5 separate regions of the Mus musculus genome follow, and regions 1, 2, 3 and 5 are each linked to region 4. The links are chromatin loops, found by intact Hi-C in ENCODE. Cell type or tissue: left cerebral cortex. All regions are shown on one strand. Region 1 overlaps Fam135b (family with sequence similarity 135, member B). Region 2 overlaps Fam135b (family with sequence similarity 135, member B). Region 3 holds the start of Fam135b (family with sequence similarity 135, member B). Region 4 overlaps Col22a1 (collagen, type XXII, alpha 1). Region 5 overlaps Col22a1 (collagen, type XXII, alpha 1).

Region 1 (4,000 bases), 420 kb before region 4:
ACACTATTCTTGGGAAAAATATTTAAATCTAGACAGTATGACCAACTCAGTTATCTTGCATCAGGATAAGCCTCCCAGGAAAGCAACTACAATTTCTGATACAGCACAGATTCCTGCCTTGGCACTAACCACAAGTGCACACAGATAGTGTGGATGGAAACCATTCTCATGTACACCCCATTTGATGCTACACTGAAAGGGTGTACTAAGAATGTGTTTGATAACCTGCTAGCAACATAAAACTATTTAGGCCACCACGCTGTTGCAGGATATGGAACTAGTTAATGGTTGTACCAAGATATTTTATCTTGGATTAAAGAACCATCAAAATACTTTGTAAAAGAGCAAATCAGTCAAGAAAAGGTTTGAGTTTTAAGTGGACAATCCAGTAATGCTTATGAGACAGTAGTAACATATCAAGTCAGGGATTTATTGGGATCATCCAGAGGAAACAGCTAGACATTCAAGAGTAAATGTTTACTCTTCGAGAACGTTGAGACTATAAAGCTCATCTGTTGAGGTTTGGTCTTTTGTTATCTACTGTAAAGCTAAGTGCAGGTCCCAGGACCTGCTTGTCCCAAAGAAGAGAGTCTGCAAACTTGGCCCCAAGCTATTTCTGATTGGTGAATAAAGATGCCAACAGCTAATAGCTGGGCAGAAGAGACAGGTGAGGTTGAAGTTTCTCCACCTTGGGGTCAGAGGTGAACCAGAGGAGAAGAAGATACAGAAAGCGGAAGGAGAAGCTGTCAAGAGAACATGGTCCTGAGGGCAATTGGAATTAAAAGCAGTCCAGATGAAACATAGTGAGTAATGACTCAGGGTTATCAATAGGAAATTAGAGTCAAACAACATAGAAGCTAGGTATCTACCCAGCTCTTGTACTGTTTAAGGTTCATTGTAAATATAATGGTTGTGAGTTGTGTGTGTCCTTTATCTGGGAACTAAATGATCTAAAAATGAGGTTAAAAACCCCATATTGAGATAAAATAATTTCTACAACATTCAGACCACAGAATATGAGCAACAATACACAGAGAAGATAACTAATATATTACTTATGTGTGACAACTGGCATTAACTGCCAACTTGATACAGCGTAGAATCCCTTGTGAACAGAATCGTAATGATAGATTTTCTACATTGAGTTGGCCTATGGGTGTGTCTGTGGAAGATTGTTTTAATTAAGTTAATTGATGTAGGAAACCCAGCACATTATTGCCTAGGCAGGGGTTTTTGGGGTATGTGAGTGGAGAAATGGAGATGCAACTGAGCTAGCAAGGAATAAGCGTACAGCATGCAATTTCCTTTGTCTTGACTGTGGATATGATATGACTGGCTTCTTAAAATTCCTACTTTGACTTTTTCACCATGATGTATTTTAGCCTATAATTGTAATCTGAAGCAATCCCCTCCCCAGTTGTTTTTGTCAGGGTATATTATCAGAGCACCAGAAATGAATTGAGCAATTGATGGCTTACAAGAACCTGGGTGAGCAAACTTCCCCAGAAAAAAAAAAAAATTCTCTTCCGTATCTTCATCCTGTTAAGACTCAAGGCCCAGATGAATCACATGAGTAGAAGGCAAAAACCCTCTGGGGGAAAAACAATTTTTTTCAGCTGATGTTATGGGCTCAGAAAAAAAAAAAAACTGAATCTCATTTATAAAATAAATCAAAGACCACGATAGAATCACCCACATGAAGACTGATATTCATCAATATCTGCAATGAAAAAGATTGGAAAATGATATTCATCCTATTTTTAAGTGAAAATATCAGAGGTTATTATCATTGATGTTTAATATCTTCAACTATTCAGTTTTACTGGAAATGATATGAGGTATGCATTATTCAAAATATAAGCATTTAAACACAGAAATTCTCTCTCTCTCTCTCTCTCTCTCTCTCTCTCTCTCTCTCTCTCTCTCTCTCTCTCTCTCACACACACACACACACACACACACACACACACACACACACACGTACACAATCACACTTAAAATTCAACCAGTTGAGTTGAAGGTTTAGTATAATTGAGTACACATGGCACTTGTTATACACTTACTTGACGCTAGATGGCAGAGTAGAACTGGGAACCAAATTCATGTTTGCAAACTGACTCTCCCTACGCGTCACCTAGATTCCAGACTACAAGTCTCCAGTTGCAGAGTCTCTGGAATGTAGCTATTTTGATCCATTATAAACAGCAACAAGCAAACTGGCCTGGCTTCAACGACCTCAGGAAGACAACAAAGCAGAGCCTGGACTCTGGAGTTGAGGTTTGGTTGCTTATTGACACATAATCTTTCAAACATATTTCTATCTATGCCTCAGCTTCCCTCTATGAAGCTATATATTAGCTTGGATCTAGCTTTAGTCCTTGAATCTAAAGGATTAAAGAAATAAACCATTTAATTAAACTACCAACATGGGGCTTGACATTTTCTGCTCATGGCTGTTGGGTTTCTATGGTCAAGTTGCAGGAGCAAACAAAAAGGGGGACATTGCTTTATTCGTGTCTGGTCATTCTGCAGTTGACCTGTGAGTTCACTGACAAACAGTATAGCCATGCTGAACACTGGTACACAAACAATATGTACAACCTTGTTCTTTTTTATTCCCTGATGCAGTTGATTTGTTCATGAGTTACACAGCCCCTTTTCTCAAGTCCTTGATGTGCCTTGTGGCATTAAACAGGTTCTTGGATTATATAGTGAGTGGCCAGCTAGAATGATATAGCAAAACCCCATCTCAATAGACCAACCATAATCACCACCACAAAAGGGACACTTACACAGTAGCATTAAAGCTAACACAGAAATGACTGTAGTTAAAACTATACACGAGAAATATCAAAAGATCATTGCCACCTTTGATTGTTCTAGATTGTGTGTGTGTATGTGTGTATCTGTATATGTCTCTGTGTCTATGTGTCTGTGTCTGTCTGTCTTATTCTATAGGTAAAAACACAGCCTCAAGGAAACCAGTTTTTTTTAAAAAATTTTATTTTGATTTTTTTTTATAGTTGTCTGTATCTTATCCTATGGTAAAAACACTAACACCAGGAACATTTTGACCCAGAAGAGGCCAGATAGATACTAATGATAACTCATCTCATTAAAAAACAAAACAAAACAAAACAAAACAAAACAAAGCACCCTACTCCTAGTGTTGTGAAGAGTGAGCACCAGAGTTCTAATGGCACAATGTTAATGCGTGAGTACTTACATGAAAAGGCTAATTCTTTCAAAACAACAGAGAAAGACAAACCTGAGACAGGGCAGTCCACATATCTGTCTTCAAAGATAACAGGCAGGGTGTTCCAGTCACCATCAATGTCCAGGCACTCTGCGGGCAATGGAGGCATGCTGGTGAGGTACTCTGAGTTCCGGATGTCCAGGGACAGCTGGCTGTGAGTCTGTATCCTGTGGAACACACAGAGAGGTAATAAACCAAACAGGAACGGAAGTTTTCAACAGAATCTTACCATTCAACTCCCCCCCCCCCCAAAAAAAAAGCATTAACAGTGTTTTTAGCAGATGTGAGCAATGACCATCTCCTGCCCTCCCATCCATCTAAGATATCACCCAGTGTGGTAGTCGGCTTTGAAGAGGACTGATCCGGGTCCTAGTATTGATGCAGTGGATTGTAAACTACGTTACACCTGCCAGTTACTGGAAGATAATAAATGCTATACAACTGAAAGACTAGCTAGGAAATGGCTACAGATCTAAAATGAATGCTTTGGAGGAGAAAGTTAAATTTACTCATTGAATACTCTAGCATCTTTAACTTTTTAAATTACTTAGCGTCTGAGTCAACATTTTGATACCACTGAATTAAGAGCCACATGAAGTAGCTTTTTAAAGATATTATGGCATTTCTGATGTTTATTAGTATGTAAGCTAATATAATTCAGGAAGAAAGATATAGTTTTTGTTTCTCTGTAGGTCAATTTTTAAAAGCCAATAGTTATTCTCCATAACATAAACACCATTCTGC
Region 2 (4,000 bases), 410 kb before region 4:
CTTTCTGGGCTTCTGATCCTGCCTTCCAAGCACCTCCTCCACCAGAGTGGCACTGGCAAGCACAGTATGAGTTCTGAGTTCAACTACAAGAGGAGACGAGGGAAAAGAGAAAGATATTTATTAAGTAAGTCTTTAGGAAAATTATTCCCTCCGTAGTTGATTATAGAAACAGCTTCATCTGAGGTTACAGAGGTTTCTAATTAAGCCACAGGAGGACTTTCCTATCATTGAAAACACATGGCCCTGTATAATTACACCTGACAGGTGTGGATGGCTTTTTGCAGCAGGTGAGGGATGGGCCTTACCTGCTGGTAAGCCAGCAATCTTGGCCCACTGCTTGCACAGTTATATTCTCTGAAGCTAGGCTCAACTACCTCCCTTGACCACTACCAAGAACCTTGCCTAACTGGACTCGAACCACAAACACTCCTTTGCTCCTTTTGTTTATTCCTTGCTTATTTTGTGCTGCAAGGTAAGCTACATTGTGGGAAGCCAGAAAGTGAATGGAATGGTGTGTGTGTGTGTGTGTGTGTGTGTGTGTGTGTATGCATATGTGCATTCCTGCATGTTTGTGAAAGAAGAGGCAGTTCTGAGGCACTACCATCACCTCTGTCTCCTTGAACTCAAGGTTAGTTCCTCCATATCAGGGGCATGAGAAGTCATCTGTCTCATCTGGCCCATCTGAATCAGGGCATCCTTTCAGACCATCAACCATCTAATGTTGCTTCCTAGCTTGAAGCAAGGTATTTCCAGACCCTCTAGGATGGCTAATTTTGATTGGCAACTTGGTGAGCTCTAAAATCACCTGGGATACTGGCCTCTGTATATGCTTGTCTGGAATTATCTTGATTTTGTAAATGGAGGTAGAAAGACAGCCCACCTACTGTGGGAAGCACCATTATGTGGGTGTAGGATCCTGGAATGTGCAAAGAGATATAGGAAATTCATATCCAGCATTCATTGCCCTCTGTTTGATTTCAAGGCTTTATTGTTGTGACGATGTGGGCCAAAATAAACACTTTTTCCTTTGAGTTACTCTTGATGAGGGTAATTTTCTAGGTTAACAGGAAAAGCAGATAAGATTGCCCTCTGACAACAAAGTTGACCAAAACAAAACTCATCTTTCCCATTCTTGCTAAGTCCCTTAATTTTCATTTTTCTCAATAGAAAGGGGGTGGTTCCGGGAACAACTAATAAATAGTTGAATAGTTCCCAAAAGTTCATGGGGGATGAAGACAATTTTTTATAAATTAGAAAAAATCTTAAATTGCTATGCTAAAAATCAAAGGCAGCCCTAAGGAGGAAACTTACTTTCCAGTGCCATTCACCGAGTGTTGGGAGACCTGTCAGTGCCTTGGTAAGAGGCACACTATGCTGCTTGATTGATTTATTCAGGGAGGACTCTCAGCATCTCCCCACCCAGACTTCCAGTCTATCATTTATATTTGCATCTCATGATGTCCCTGCTGCAGTTAGTCGATACATATGCACAGGTTAGCATGCATGTGTGACCTGTGCTTCACACTGTTCTCACCTTTGCCTGGAGGCACTCTTCCCTCCCAGGTGTCTGACAGCCTCTACCCTGTTCCTTGATGACACTTGAACTTCCCAGACAGAGCCACGGCCTCCACTCCTCCATGCCCTTCTACCCTTTGCCCATCCTCCCCAACCTTTGCACTGGCCATGTGGGTAGAGTCTTATTTATCTCAGAACAAAGCAGTTTCTCACTGGGCTGCAAATGCTGGGTGGTCTCTTCCCTTATTGTAAAGAGGGGAAATCTGAGTGGCCATCATATGACAATTTTTTTTATTGTTGTTGTTTTAATTTGTAAGTTTCTCACACTAAGTAAAAGACACCCCTACAGCACTCTGATGCTAGAGTTCCATCGTCATAGGAACCTTGCAGCTCTTCATCCACAGTAGCAGTGCTTGAGATGAGCACGTTCGCTGATGCTCACCACTTACCAGGAGGTGGCACTGTCTCATCTCTAATCAAATTCCAGCTCTGTGATTTGGACCCAGCAGTATATCTACCATTCAATCCTCAGGCCAGTCCATCCATTAAGAGCAAGGGTAAAGAGCAGAATAAGACCACCCTCTTCACCCTTAGTACCTTGCACCCTATTACCTCTCAGCATTTCTTACACAATAAGATTCTACAAGAAAACGTGGTTAGAAAATTCCTGTAGCATCAGGAGAACTAAGGAATTCAATGGGACACACAAATCCACAAACACACACACATATACAAACAGGGAATGAAAGTAGAAGGGGAATTTGAAAAGAAGGGTTTCAGCCAGAGACATGAAAGAGGGTAGTAGAGAGTTAAAATAAATACCATTAATTATATACACATATGAGATTATCAGAGAATAAAAAGCTGTAAAATCAAGAAAGCCTTCCCACAGAGTCTGAACTCTGCTGCAAGGGCTGGGGTGAATAGTAGGTCTCTTGGGAAATATGGCTGATAAAGTTATTGACAGCTTTGTCCTTCAAATCTCTCACATAAATCACTGCAGTCACCAGAGGTGACAAATTGTCAAATATGAAAGTGTCCCAGGGACTAGGGTCACAGCATTCACTACTATCAAGTGGAGGCTGCCACTGCCCCTTGTCGGGTTTAGTAATCTCATCCAATGGCTTCAAGTGGCTCAGAAACTTTAAGGAGGGACCACATCTTTGTATCCACCTGTTACTCTGAATGTGTGTGAGCACTTCCTTTACTGTCCTCTGGATGCTGTGAAGAGGTTGCCCTGGGAACCTCACTGCTGTAACTGTGGATAAAACCACTGTCAGGTTTTCCAACTCAGGTTTCCCCTGTAGATCACAGGTGCGTTTCAGTCTTGAGTTCCTGGTGAGTAGCACCTCAAGTCCCTGCAAACTCACAGCCTGTGGGACTTTTCTTATTAAATCTTTCCTAAACTAACACATGATGTGATCTTGTACTGGTCCCTAGCCAGATACACGCTAGAGGATGCTGCCAGGAAAATCAGCTGATGGCTCGGAAACGGATGCTGTTCCTAGATATCAAGAGAGGGAGAAGTGTTGGAGGTAGAATGGATTACCAATGCCCAGGAACTAATCAATCATGTTTCTTTACTGGCATTTCCAAGTGTGGGAAATTAGTACTGTCTTTTCTATCAAAGGGCTACATGAAACAGATTTCATTTAAAATTGTGAAGAAGTGATTTGGCAGAATTTCAAATTCTGCCAGGGCCAGCACTTCTTGGAATCAAAATCTGCATTCATGGTTTCATGGTCTCCACAGAACTGTACTTTGCCTGCCAGCATTCTGGTTTGACTTATGCAGCCCTGTAAAATTGAGATCAAGTTCTAACCACTCAGTGAAAAGGACGGCCCATTCACATAAGGAGAAAAAAGCAATGGGGCCCTACTGCATGTGCTTCCCTGCTTGATGTGTTATGGATATGAACCCTCCCTCCCTCGGAAGTGGAAAGTTTTGCCATGCTAGAATAAGTTGGACCATGTGACAACTTCCTTGGGATCCCAGATCTGCTTCTAATGCATAGAAACTTCAAACATGGGGACTGGAGAGCTCCCAAAAAGAGTGAATGTACCCCTAGAGTTGGCCTAGCTCAACTAAAAGAAGCTCCACTCTAAGCCTACTTTTCCAACCTTGACCTATGCATCCTTCATCTAGCCATTCATACATGCCCTTTGTACTATTCTTATAATAGACTGGTGATGTTTAGAAAAGTGTTTCCTGAACTTTATAAGCCATTAAATGTGATCATCTAACTTGAAAATGTATGATTATAAATTTCTATCTCATAGTTGTTGGTCAAATTAGGATAGTTCCAGAAACTACTTCTCTGAAGGAGAGAAAGACTGAGCATTTAACCTGTGGGACCTGATGCTGACTCAAGGGAGACACGTTAGAAACTACCTGGTTGGGAATGACGTTAGATGTCCTATTTATGCACCCTTTCGCCATATCATAGAATGGATGGAGATGAGAAGATTCCTCACAGATATATGCT
Region 3 (4,000 bases), 160 kb before region 4:
TAGAAAATGACTTTCTTAAAATTGCATTAGTCATACATAAGACTTTAAAATCCCACCACATTTGCATCCTCTGCCATTAAATTTTATTGTTATGAGAGCTTAGCAAACTCTAAGGGTTGCTAGAATCACATTCTATAGAGAAAAAAACATCCCAACAAGACAGGAGCAATTCAAGGTCATACAACAGGTATGATGAAACCAGAGTTCAGACCTGTTTGTTTCTGACTCCAGAATCTTGCCCTCTTTCCTCTACACTACAGTATAGCATTTTGCTATAATATATTGTCCTCGCTGTGGTATAAATCCCCAGATGAAATGCTGGCTAGATCACATCCTCTTGGGTAACATAACTACATCATAAATTAAAAGCCCAATTAAAGAACATACCCTTTTAACTGGGACTTACCACAGTCCCCTGGGGCTAAGATATAAAAGGAGAATCCTTTCACAGGCAGTGGCTATCCATCCTGGAAATTCTTCAGAAATCTGCTAAAGTCTATGAAAAGCTTTTGAATCAAATTACTCAGCTAACGCACCTCCCTCTCCTCGGGTCTTCTGGTGTTCTTCTCCCAGCAGAACTGGATTAAATCATGTGCCAATCTCCAGCCCTCACTATAGCCCAAAGATGCAGATAACAGTCCGTCATACATCAGGTGCACCCAGGGTTTAAAACAAATTTAACATTAAGAGCTTTGGAGCCCAGTGGAAAAGATTGCCCTCCTAGATTATATGAGGGATTGAAGTGGAGTTCTCTTCCCCATCTGTCTGAAAGTAGGATAGTTCTTTAGTAGCCAAGGGCCAGACAGAGGGTGTCTCTAACACCATACAGTGTTTGTTTTGCTGGCATCAGAGAGGGAGGAAAAAGTAGGTGAAGAGAATGGGGGTGGTGTTCTTATCTCCATTCTGGTTAAAATTTTATTTCTGTTAACATCCAATCCCCCAATGACCAAAACATCTTATCTATAGAATAGTAAACTCTGGGCATACCCCAAACCTTAAGAGTTACTACTACCTGGTCTAAACACCCCCTGCAGTGGTTGTTTTTTAAAGACTGCTATACATATAAAGAGCTACTGTGTGTTATAGCCCCTTTCCATGCCACAGATGAACTACGGTGCTCTCCACCCTCCAAAGAGATGGTCTCTGAGTCAGCTTTGCCCCACATAGAACAGAGACCATAGCCCCTCCACCTCCACAAGGTCTTCTTTTGAGCCTGTCCTGGGTTCAGTGGCTCAGAGGACCTGAACAGGTCTAAATAAGCCCCTTAGGACCACCACATTCACACAATCACATTTAATGGTCCTTCTTGTCTCTAAGCTTTGCCCAGAAGTGGGGCAAGATCAGAGGGCAGAGATATCTGAGGGGAAAATAGAGAAAGATATATTTTTTAAAAAAATCGCGGAAGAATCTCTACTCAGTAATAGAAAGCCATCCAACTAGCAACCACGCTTCCAGAAACGTCACTGCCACAGAAAGAGTTTTACAGCTGGTGACCCCCACAGCGTTCTCACCTACCTGTCTCCCACTGCAGGGCTCTCTCTCTCACCTCCTAGGGCCCTGTTCCAGCTCTGGTCCCGCTCTCTTCTGGTCTCCTTCTCCAGCAGCCAACACCGGCAGCGACTGTGGGCGGACCAAGGAGTCGGTGGCGGCACCTGCGAGCTGTCTCAGGTCTCTACCGAGAGGCTGACTGGAGGAGGAGCAAGCGGATGCTGCCCTCACCGCCGCCGCCGCCGCCACTGCCGCCGTGGTGCTGATGCGGTTGCTATGGTTATGGAACTCCGCAGCTGCCCCCTCTTGGTGCAACAGCTGCCCGGCCACCGCGGCCTCCTGGCAGCCCGAGCTAAGGTGCCCGAGGCAAGGTTGTGAATGTGGTTAAGGGAATTCTTCCCCCGCCTAGGAGAAGACTGGGAGCCTCTACTTGGGCCGTGGCTGGGTCTCTCCTCCAGCGCCCTTGCTCTCCTTCCCACGCCAGAACCTAAGGCCAGACTACAACAACACAGAGAGCGCGCTCAAGGCCTAGAAAGCCCTCCCTGCCGCTCAGCTCTGCCCCTGCAGCCTCGGTGCACCGCGGTAGATTGCGCGACTAGCTGGGAGGCGCCGCTAGCGTCCCCCACCTCTGTCCGCCAGAAGAGTCTAGGCGCGCCAGGCTGCCCTGCGGCCAAACCCCGCCCGCTCATAGGCTCTCCTGCCAGCCCGCCCGGCCTGTGGAGGGCGCAAGATGCTGGGCCAAAGAAGTCTGTCCTCAACCAGCCCAACCTGGCCAGGAGCATGCTCAGTCTCCGCGCGGAGATTGTCCTCCAGAGCCAAGATAGCGATGCAGTTAGAAGGAAAGGTTTCTTTCAGACCCCAGGGGAGAGAGGTATTAAACTTGGGAGAAGTTGGTGATGCAACAAGTACACACCTAAATAAATAAGTAGTCTGAAAGCTGGAAGTGACCCATACTACCACTACTAAATGTGCAATGGTCATTGAGCAACAGCCCATTCATCATTTACAGATGTTCTTCATGCTAAACACTAAGGGTTCAGAGGTATGCCAACTTGATCCATGGGAAAAAAATGACAACAATGAGAAAACATAAGGCAACTCACATCTACTAGCCATTCTTCAGCGGGCAGTTTGCTTGGGAATACATCATCTCACTATGACAGTGTCAAGAAGTTCTTGTGTCCTACTTGTTACAGGTGACAGAGCAGCCTTAAAAGTGGAACCAGTGCTAGAATTTGGAAGCTGAGTGTTCTGTCTATTAGACTAGGCTGCAGTAGTTCACATGGGGTGAAGGAAAGACACTTGGAAGAAGGTGCAAGTATAGCCAGAGGTGATGGTAATGAATGGGGAAGAATATTCCCACATGAAAGGGGCAGGCACCCCCACCCCACCCCCGCCCCAAACTAGATAAACAGGACCGTTTGATTTTATTTTGTCCTTTTATCCACAGGGAACACCCAGAGTGACTAGAACGGAGGGCACTAGGGAAGGTGAGACAAGAGCTTGGACTGGAGGAGCCAAGACAAAGTTGACTTTGAACACAGTGGGACACAGAAGGCACTTAAGCAAGGGGAAGGGTTGGTCATCATGGGAAGAAGATTGCCTACTTGGCTACTGTGGCAGTGAATGTCAAGTTCTGAAGGTGCTGTTGGCACAGAGACCAGAGCAAATGACCCATCTGCTTTGCTGATCCTCTTCACAGCATCCAGCCAAGCCCGGAACAATGCGAATCCCAGTAAATACTGGGAGAATGACGAATAAAGGATTATTTGCTTCTCCATCAGGGAAGATGAGTGTTGTTCTTTTGCAAATATTTGCCCTTGAAATATGATTAAAATCCGATGACGTGTATTTGCATTTCAGTTCTACGTAACCTTACTTTGGAAAGTCAAAGCAAGCCTCTTACCGCTTTCGCTTGGACTTCCTGATCCCTAGCAGAGTAGTATGCTGGGATTATTGTTCCCCTGCATTGGAACAAACATGTTTCAAGAATCTAGACGGGAAAGTTCCATGATATGTTATGTGATGAAAACAAAGTACAGAATAACGTTTCAAACAGAGTAGCTCTCGTGGATCAAGGAGAAAACACCCAGGAAAATGTATATTTTCTTGTATTGTATTGGCATAGAAATGCACTGGGTGTGGGGAGCTAGATAAGAAACTAGGAGAAATAGCTAAGGCAAGTGAGGCTGAGAGAGAACTGAATGCCAAGTTTGGAGTGGGAATAAGACAAAGCACTATATGTAAAACACTTTTATGGTGGGAGAGAGCGGATCTCATCTAATCCATCCTGCCCTCAGACTTCCTATGCTGCCAAGACTGATCTTGAACTCTTGATCTTCTTACTTCTATCTCCAGAGGACTGCACTGCAGACTAGTATCACCATGTTTAACCTTTGTGAAACTTTTAAACTTCGGAACCAAAGAAAAATAATTACATAGTGTGTGTGTGCACAGGTAATATGACATACATTCTAATCAGATACATCATCAAGCCTACTGCTGTCCCCTT
Region 4 (4,000 bases):
AAAAGGTAATCAGTGTCCTCCGGGTCCTGAAGGCTCTCAAGAGGGAAGGGTCAGAGTACTTGGATATTGTAAATGAATCTGGACAGGGCTCACTAATGACAGAGAGCCTCCCTTATACAATGCTTCCTTCCCCTCCCCCATTCAGCAAATATAGAGTTGGCATGCATTTACTCCTACCATATAAATCATTCTCCCACTGAGGAAAATCTTTGATCATGGGTAATGCGATCAAATTACCACACTGCAAGCCAATTAGCATATACTACAATTCCACTTACTGTAGGTTTAGAATGGTTACAGAGAACGCCTGCTTAAATAGGGAGAAAATGATAAAGCTGAGATCTCTGCTTTGCTACTGTCAACATCTATGGAAGAACCTCAAACTAACTTATGCTAGATATTTGTTTGCTGAGACTTTCACATAGGATTTTAAATTCAGTTCACTCTGTACTCATGCCACTGAGATCCCGAAGGTACAACTACAATGTAAAAGAAACAAACGGGGGAATGGTCTCCCATCAGGTGGTTGGACTCTAAAGCTGGGAATAAAACTCCCAAATCACTGCAACATATCTGATAACCTAAGATGGCCATCTGGGATGGGCGGTAGTGTGCTTCAGAAAGAGCTAGCAGTTTCAGGGTGACTTGCTGGATGACAAGACCATTAGAAGTAGAAGATACAAAAGAATATGTTCTTCATGTTTTTAAGCTGTTTTTGTTCAAGAGACCCTTACTCTGTAGCCTGAACTGGCCTAGATCCAACCTCATGACCCCAGTCTAGCCTCAAACTTAAAAAAAATAAATAAATCTTCCTATCTCTAGCTCTTCCTCTCAAGGTTGGGATTATAGGCATGTGTCACCACTGGCAAGAAGGACATTTTAAGGAAATTGTTTTTATGAATAGGCACAAGTGGTAAGAAGTGATTTTATAATAAGATACTTATGAATATTTAAATATGCATATCTTATTAAATGTCCGAGCCCCAATCCTAAGATCAATGAGTGACTCTGGCCCACATCCTCTCAACTCCATGTATCTGAGTTGGCATCCTAACTCTCACTGTATATGGGTGTGGCTACAGTTGAATTTGCTGCTTCCCATGTCTTAGTGTCCCCTGCAGCCCCTCACCAAGGCCTACAATAACACTTTCTTTATCCCACATTATGGCTGCATGCAATTTCAAATGAGGACAAGTAGCTCAGTCTTCAAGAAGCCACCAAAGCAGGATAAGAGCCTTCCTGACCCCCCTCAGCCCTCTCATCCCCTTCTCAACTACCTGCCTACTTTGCCGTTTCCTCATCCAATTGTCCCCTGATTCGAGAGCTGAAAGAGGCCAAGGAATGTACCACTAACAGTATTATGTCCTACAGTCTACCCTGTAGATGTGCCACAATTAAAATAATAAGGTACTGGCCATTCAGGTAAACTTGAGTAAATGAAGTGGGATTCTGTGTAGGGAGAGCTTTGGGTTTTCCCCTGCTGACTCAAGGGGATATTGCCTTTTTAGAACTGTAGTAGCTGGTGAATTGAGGGAGAGTTTGGCTGGTGTTCATCCATTTTCTTCTTCCTCTTGGGTATGCAACTAAGTTGATATTCTCCGGCCTTCTTGTCATGAACATCACTAGAATTTGGTGGCTGGACATAATAACCAATTTCCAGTGCTGGCCCCAAACATTTTCCTAACATCATCTTCCCTCTCTATCCCTACTCATCATGTATGCCAAGGCTTTGGGGAAAGACAGAGAAATACCAGGATAATATTGCTATCCCTGACTAGACCAGGACCCCACCCCAACACACACACACCCCAAGAGAAGACTTAGCCCTTGGCTAGGCCGGGTGAAAAACAGTACTTTTCTAATAATTTAATCAGTGTTACTGCTGTGGGTAGTACATCACCATCTCAAGAATTCCTGTATGAAAAAATGTGGGAGGGGTTGAGGTAACCAGAGATGCTTACAACCAAAAAAAAAAAAAACAAAAAAATAAAAACAAAAAAGTACATACCCTCTAAGTGGTCACAGGTACCATCTCCAATTTGCTTAGACAAGCACTCACCTTGATTCCTAAGGGACCAGGTAACCCAGGTGGTCCACGTAGTCCCTGTTGAAATGAACAACATAGATCCATGAGAGCTGAACCACTCAACACATACCAGGTTGCTGCCCTCTGCTGGAGCAGTAGTTGGAGAGCAATGTGAGTACATTCCATCATAGGTCCTGGGTGTGATTCCCGACTCTGCCACCTCCTGACCTTATTTGGACAAACACAAGTGTCACTGTTCCTTATTGTGTTTTTCTACTTCTGGTCTCCATGCTAAGGCCACCCAAAAGGAAGCAGCAAGATCAAGCTTCAAAGCCAGGCTCACTTGACCCCATGACCCCTAAACCTAGTCTCCTTCTTTATCACACTCTGGATAGGGACTCCATTTCTAGCTGATGAGCTTGGCCTAGTAAAGGCACTCATACACACACTTGAAATGTAAGTCTATTTTTGGCTGGAGGAGCTCAGTGTGGACCAAGAATCCTCTCTCTCTCTCTCTCTCTCTCTCTCTCTCTCTCTCTCTCTCTCTCTCTGTGTGTGTGTGTGTGTGTGTGTGTGTGTGTGTGTGTGTGTGTGTGTGCCACAACCACCACTGGGTACTCTGAAACTTGTTTGTTTCCCTTGGATCCTGAGCCTGCAGCCAGAACCCCGTGTGCTACGAGCTGGCTTAGTGTACAGCTACCCTGTGTGCCCATTTGCAGTTTTGCCCTGCCAGGGATCCAGTTTCCTGTGGTCAACCACAGGCTGAAAGGATTAAGTCACAGATTTCAGCAGTAATTCATGAGTTAGGAAACACTGAAAGTTTTCTACTTTCTTGTTATTTTTAAGCACGCTGATTGACGACAGGACTATGTCCCTGGGCCAAGAGACATCTTGTGCATCACCTAGGGCTTGCTTTCTAAAATAAGTCTTTGCTTTTGCTCTGTTCTCTTCTCCCCTGTCAGCCTGGCTTCCAAAAGCTCAAAGCATGTCAGCCCACCACTTACCGGCTCCCCATCCTTGCCCTTTCCTGGTGGCCCTGGGAGACCAGGAGCACCAGGATCTCCCCGTGGACCAGCTGGCCCTGGGCTGCCTTCTTCCCCTGCTGTTCCCTGGGGACAAAAAGAGGACCTTGATGAGCATTAGCAGCAGGCAGAACTCTGCTATCCAACGGCTAATCAGCCTGAGCCTGTGTGTGGCAGTGGCTTCCTGAGCTGTCTGTCCCTCTCTGAAGCATCAGAAGACAGACTGCTCAGTGGAAGTGAGAAGTTGAACTCTGTTCCCCACATTCACATGCTGAAGTCCTTTCCCCCAGCAGAGCCTCCACCAAGCCTCACCCTCCCTGTCTCTATCTCCTTCTCTAACAACAGTCATGATTGTTTTCCCACACAGTCAAGAGAAGGTGTTTGGCTCCCCCGAGAGGTCATATAGGCCAACAGCACACAGAAATATAATTTGAATATATCCCTTTTAAAATTAGATTAGAAATAATCTACTTGATGAATTTGGAGTGGCCCTCACCTCTAATCCCAGCATTTGGGAGGCTGAGGCAGGGGAATTGCCACAAATTCGAAGCTGGCATAAACTGCAGAGGGGGTTAAAGGCTGGCATGAGCCACAGAGTGAGATCCTATATAAGGCACCAGCCACATTTGGGCAGTTGTGTAGACTGCTGTAGATAACACATCTGGAGAAATGACACCACACTATCACCTCCTTGTCACATATTCTCTCCCCAGGCCATGCCCCTGCCTACAGTCCTTGGGGTGATGTTCATATGCGTGGACCAAAGCTCCTTATGCCATCCTCTCTTCACAGCTAAGCAAATTCAAGTGTAGAGAGAGTGCCATTTGCTAGGGTGATGGTTTCTCAGCCTTGGTCTTGTTGACACTGAGTATGGCTGAACCTTGTCTGTTGTGAGTGTTTCGGACAGTATCCTTCCCTGTGTTTTGTGATAGTTGAGGGAGGATCCTGTTCT
Region 5 (4,000 bases), 87 kb before region 4:
TACCAAGTATCATGTGTAACTCATCTAGCTTCTTCTTTTGCCTGAACAACTGGGAAGCGTTGTACTAGGTGTGGTAGCCAACTTGGCTACCATGCTCTCCAAAGTCAAACTCTCCCTCACATCTTAGCATGATGTCAAAATATTTCTTAGAACGAAAACAAAAAGTGAACCTTTCCACTGTGAGTATCTTCAGAACTTTGGAACTCTGCTGATATTCTGACAAGGGTTACTTAGTGCACAGCCCTGCTTAAAGGAAACTCTTGGTTCATCTATGTTAAGCATCTCTTCCACTGAGATGTACTGCCATTGGTCTCTGATTCAACCTTGCCAGGTGTAATCTGCCAGATAGTCTACGCACACACTCTGTTCTAGATGGACTACACTCTGCCATTCTATAACTTCTCCTATTTCAGAGTAGTATTTATATTATATTATATTTGAAAATCAGCAAGATATAAACAATATTCATGTAACATCATCACCTCTAATAGAAAACATATCTAACTGTAGCAAATTTGAGAAATCCTGGCAGGAAAAAACTAAAGTTAAATTACATATAGGTCAGATTTCATAAATGATACAAAGTAAGCATAAAATTTAGGAGTTAAAATTAAAAGGTAAAATCCTCAGGATTGAGGGTAGAGTATGCATGTGGCCCTAAGTTCAATTTCTAGCACTGCTCCCCAAATACATACACATACTTAAACACACACACCACACACACACACACACACACACACACACACACACACACACTCGATGGTGAGGTAAAATTTGACAATCTAGAGCTGAGAGTCTTGTAACTCTCCCCTTTCCAGTGTGACAGCTGCTACCCTCAGGACCTCTTTCAGTACAGCCACAAGGCACAGTGGTCAACTGGCTACCATTTCCCTAGTTATTTCTAAGTTTCAGAAGTAAAAGTCCCAAGACCCTGCCACCTCTCAGCTCCAGGAGGGCTGGCCTTTAGCTAAACCTTTGGCTAAGGCTCCCTGGGCCTATTCTGAGAAATACTAATGAATTAGTATGGGATTTAAGAAGATGGCTGTCGCTCTGCCTGTGGGGTTCTAACCAATTACCATGAATTAAAGTATAGAAGGAAAGTCCTAAGGAGAGGTGCATCTCCAACATGCCCAGACTCATTTAGAATACAACAATCTCTCTTTCCCCATGATGATTTCTCACAATATTTAGTCATTTATTAGTTTTAATTGGAACATAATAATTCTGTATATTTCTGGGGCATGATGTGTATTTAATGAGTACTTATTTAGTTATGTTTCATGTATATTCTCTTTTGCTTTCATTTATGTACATGCACCATGTACTTGCAGTATTGGTGGATACCAGAAAAAGATATTAAATCCCTGAAGTTTGTGACCTGCCAGGGAATTAAACCAGTTGCTCTACAAAAGGCGGATAGTGCTCCTAATCTCTGAGCCAAATATTCCGCCCTACAATGAGATTTTTTAAGGGGGATATGAGTACAATATGCAATGAACAAATTGGAGAAACTTGCTTCTGAATCGTCCCAAATATTTATCATACCTTTATATCATCAATGTACTTTATTCTGGTCATTTTGGAATAGTAAATAAGTCATTGGGACTTTCAACTTAGAAGGTATGCCTCATGGGACTTGAGAAATATTCCATTAAACAACTAGTTCTCTTTTTCTCCTTAGAGTGGCCCAGGTCCTCCTCTCTTCCCACAAGCGAGGGTACCACTGTGTGCCCCTGCCTCCATGGTTGATGTTCACCCAGGCTGAGACCCTGATCCTTCATACCTGGTATTCCAGGAGGACCCATCTCTCCTCGGAGACCAACTCCAGGTGTGCCAGGGTCACCTTTGGCTCCTCTTTCACCTGATGGGAAGAATATGCATCTTGAGTGGTGGAGAGTCTTGGTGAGGGCAGAGACAGAGAGTCTCAAACCACAGGATACCATGTGTCACTGATACAGCCCAATATCATTGAAACAGTACACACACACCAGGCTGTTCACACATACTCCTTATATAATTACCTGCCCCTCACATGCATACACACACCCTCAAGCATATTTTCAGACTCAGAATATATGAAAACACAAAAGAAGCAAATGTTTTCTTCTGAACATATTCTCATATACACACCTTTATACATACACAAACACCCAAGCACCTATTGATCCAGTTACATATACATTTACACATTCACACACATAGAAGCAAATACAAAGTACACAGGTACACATTTGCTAAACCATGGGTAACCAAATTCACATACCCACAACTCACACACATTATCAGTCTACATGTATGACATGATTATTGGTGTACATGCCTGTGCACTCAAAGCTTCTTATCTAAACCTTCATGAAGAAGAGATTAGGTTGATAAATAAATGAATTCATCCTAATAAGGGATGTGGTAACATACAGTGATGAGACTCAGCTCTGATCTAAGGAATACTGTCATCTAGTAAGACAATGGAACAGTACAAAGAACACTCCAAAAGAGGCAGATGACAAATACCATCCTAACAATAAAAAGAAAATATTGACACATATATGACATACGGTGTCAAGGGAAGAAAGAAAGGGGGGCGCAAGGAGGGATCATTTCTCTGGAGGGATATTTGGACCATATCTGAGTTAAGGGCTTCCAGGTTTGACTTAACTGGGACTGACACTATCAATAATACCATGGTCAATACTATTACTTCTACCACTAGTATGACTACCACAGCTAATACCAATTCTATCGCCAATGTTACCTCTACCTCTTAACAATACCTCTGGTATTGGCATGTTAAGGACAGAAAGAAGAGTCCCAGCCAAAGACACTGAAATCTCTCTTTCAAATTATTTTACTAGTAATTAATATATTTTACTACATTATTTCCAAAGTATCTCCTGGATATAACGTGTGTGTGTGTGTGTGTGTGTGTGTGTGTGTGTGTGTGATGTTTTGGGGAGTTGTATACTTAGTGATTTATATTGTATGTGTATGAATGTTTTGCCTACATATTTGCGTGTATACCACATATGTACCTCGAAACCAGAGAAGGGAAGGAGAGAGCCTAGGATAACCTGGAACTGCAGTTGTAAGCAGTCATGTTGGTGCTGGGAACTGAACCCTGGCCCTCTCCAAGAGCAGCAGGAGCTCTTAATCACAAAGCAGTTCCTCTCCAGCTCCTCGCCTTCACTGTTCTGTTACACTTGGTCAGTATTCTGCCACAGCTCAATGTAGTCTATAAAGTACATTTCCTATGGACATGTATTGTGTGTAATTTGTTCTACGGATGAATACAGATAGTCAGGAACACACAAATTTAACCAACCCCTCCCCTCCCCTTTAGACAGAAGAAATACCACAGGGAATAGATGGATAAACTGTTATAAGGATATGCCAGATCAAAAGAGGAATTGTTAGGTTCATCTGATTCCCTAGCTTAAGATCACCAAAATGACCCCACAAGTCCACCCACCAGGAGGAAGTGGTCCACAGGATTGGAAGTTTAAGTCTGGTCCTCCATCTTTGCTTCATGTCTGCTTTCTGACATGCTTGCCACTGTGCTACCTGGAGCAGGCTCTTCCACTTGAAGAGGAGCTCTAATGCTCAGATAGGTTACCCAGCCAAAGAGCCAGACAGCTAGTGGCCATTTTAGCTCAAAACCATTTGGCTGGATTTTAAAGCTGGCATTTAATATCCATTGCCTGGAGATTAAATGATATGTCACTCAGTCGGTTCCAAACTGGGTGGGGGAAAAAGAAAACATTTGCATGGCCCCTGTAACTTGAACAAGGGAGATGGAGAGAAAACAAGAAGGGGAGTGAGAGACAGGTTCAGTCTTCCTAGCATAATTTCTCAAAACTGTCAAGTAATAAAATCTTGAATGTATGAAAAAATTATGCAATGCCAAAATTCAGTGTTGCTGGGCTGATGGAAATGAAAACAAGATGAATAATGCAGGCTCTGCCAGGTGTACATCCCACACCCGAGTCCCGACTCAGCACAGTTT

What was found. Peaks named below come from ENCODE experiments on the same cell type or tissue, not always from the same donor. Only the 100,000 strongest peaks of a DNase experiment are listed, where the experiment ranks them.
Region 1: a loop joins it to region 4, with 8 times the contacts of the local background. A loop is called at or near these places in 25 of 42 quality-filtered maps.
Region 2: it touches region 4 in a loop (8-fold over the local background); 25 of 42 quality-filtered maps call a loop at or near these places.
Region 3: it touches region 4 in a loop (5-fold over the local background); 6 of 42 quality-filtered maps call a loop at or near these places.
Region 5: a loop joins it to region 4, with 2.1 times the contacts of the local background. A loop is called at or near these places in 2 of 42 quality-filtered maps.

Annotation. Positions count from the first base shown.
Region 1 is chr15:71,468,239-71,472,238 of GRCm38, forward strand. It overlaps Fam135b (family with sequence similarity 135, member B), which reads right to left. Exons shown (of 20, transcript NM_177819.3): 12 at 3,269-3,423. Among named protein-coding and RNA genes, the nearest start is that of Fam135b, 260 kb to the right of the region's middle. In left cerebral cortex, a CTCF peak has its summit at 2,077; a DNase peak (open chromatin) is centred at 2,091.
Region 2 is chr15:71,481,517-71,485,516 of GRCm38, forward strand. All of the region lies in intron 9 of Fam135b (family with sequence similarity 135, member B), which reads right to left. Among named protein-coding and RNA genes, the nearest start is that of Fam135b, 240 kb to the right of the region's middle. In left cerebral cortex, a CTCF peak has its summit at 1,961 (motif pointing right); DNase peaks (open chromatin) are centred at 1,969, 2,662 and 2,926.
Region 3 is chr15:71,726,154-71,730,153 of GRCm38, forward strand. Fam135b (family with sequence similarity 135, member B) reads right to left here and starts at 1,685. Exons shown (of 20, transcript NM_177819.3): 1 at 1,516-1,685. In left cerebral cortex, a CTCF peak has its summit at 2,177 (motif pointing right); DNase peaks (open chromatin) are centred at 631, 761, 1,696 and 2,143; H3K4me3 peaks cover 2,530 bases; H3K27ac peaks cover 2,557 bases.
Region 4 is chr15:71,887,458-71,891,457 of GRCm38, forward strand. It overlaps Col22a1 (collagen, type XXII, alpha 1), which reads right to left. Exons shown (of 64, transcript NM_027174.1): 38 at 3,031-3,135; 39 at 2,060-2,104. Among named protein-coding and RNA genes, the nearest start is that of Col22a1, 140 kb to the right of the region's middle. In left cerebral cortex, CTCF peaks have their summits at 2,171 (motif pointing left) and 3,445; DNase peaks (open chromatin) are centred at 2,172 and 3,417; H3K27ac peaks cover 227 bases.
Region 5 is chr15:71,800,094-71,804,093 of GRCm38, forward strand. Col22a1 (collagen, type XXII, alpha 1) reads right to left here. Exons shown (of 64, transcript NM_027174.1): 63 at 1,784-1,861. Among named protein-coding and RNA genes, the nearest start is that of Fam135b, 74 kb to the left of the region's middle. In left cerebral cortex, no CTCF peak of the experiment used is centred here; no DNase peak of the experiment used is centred here.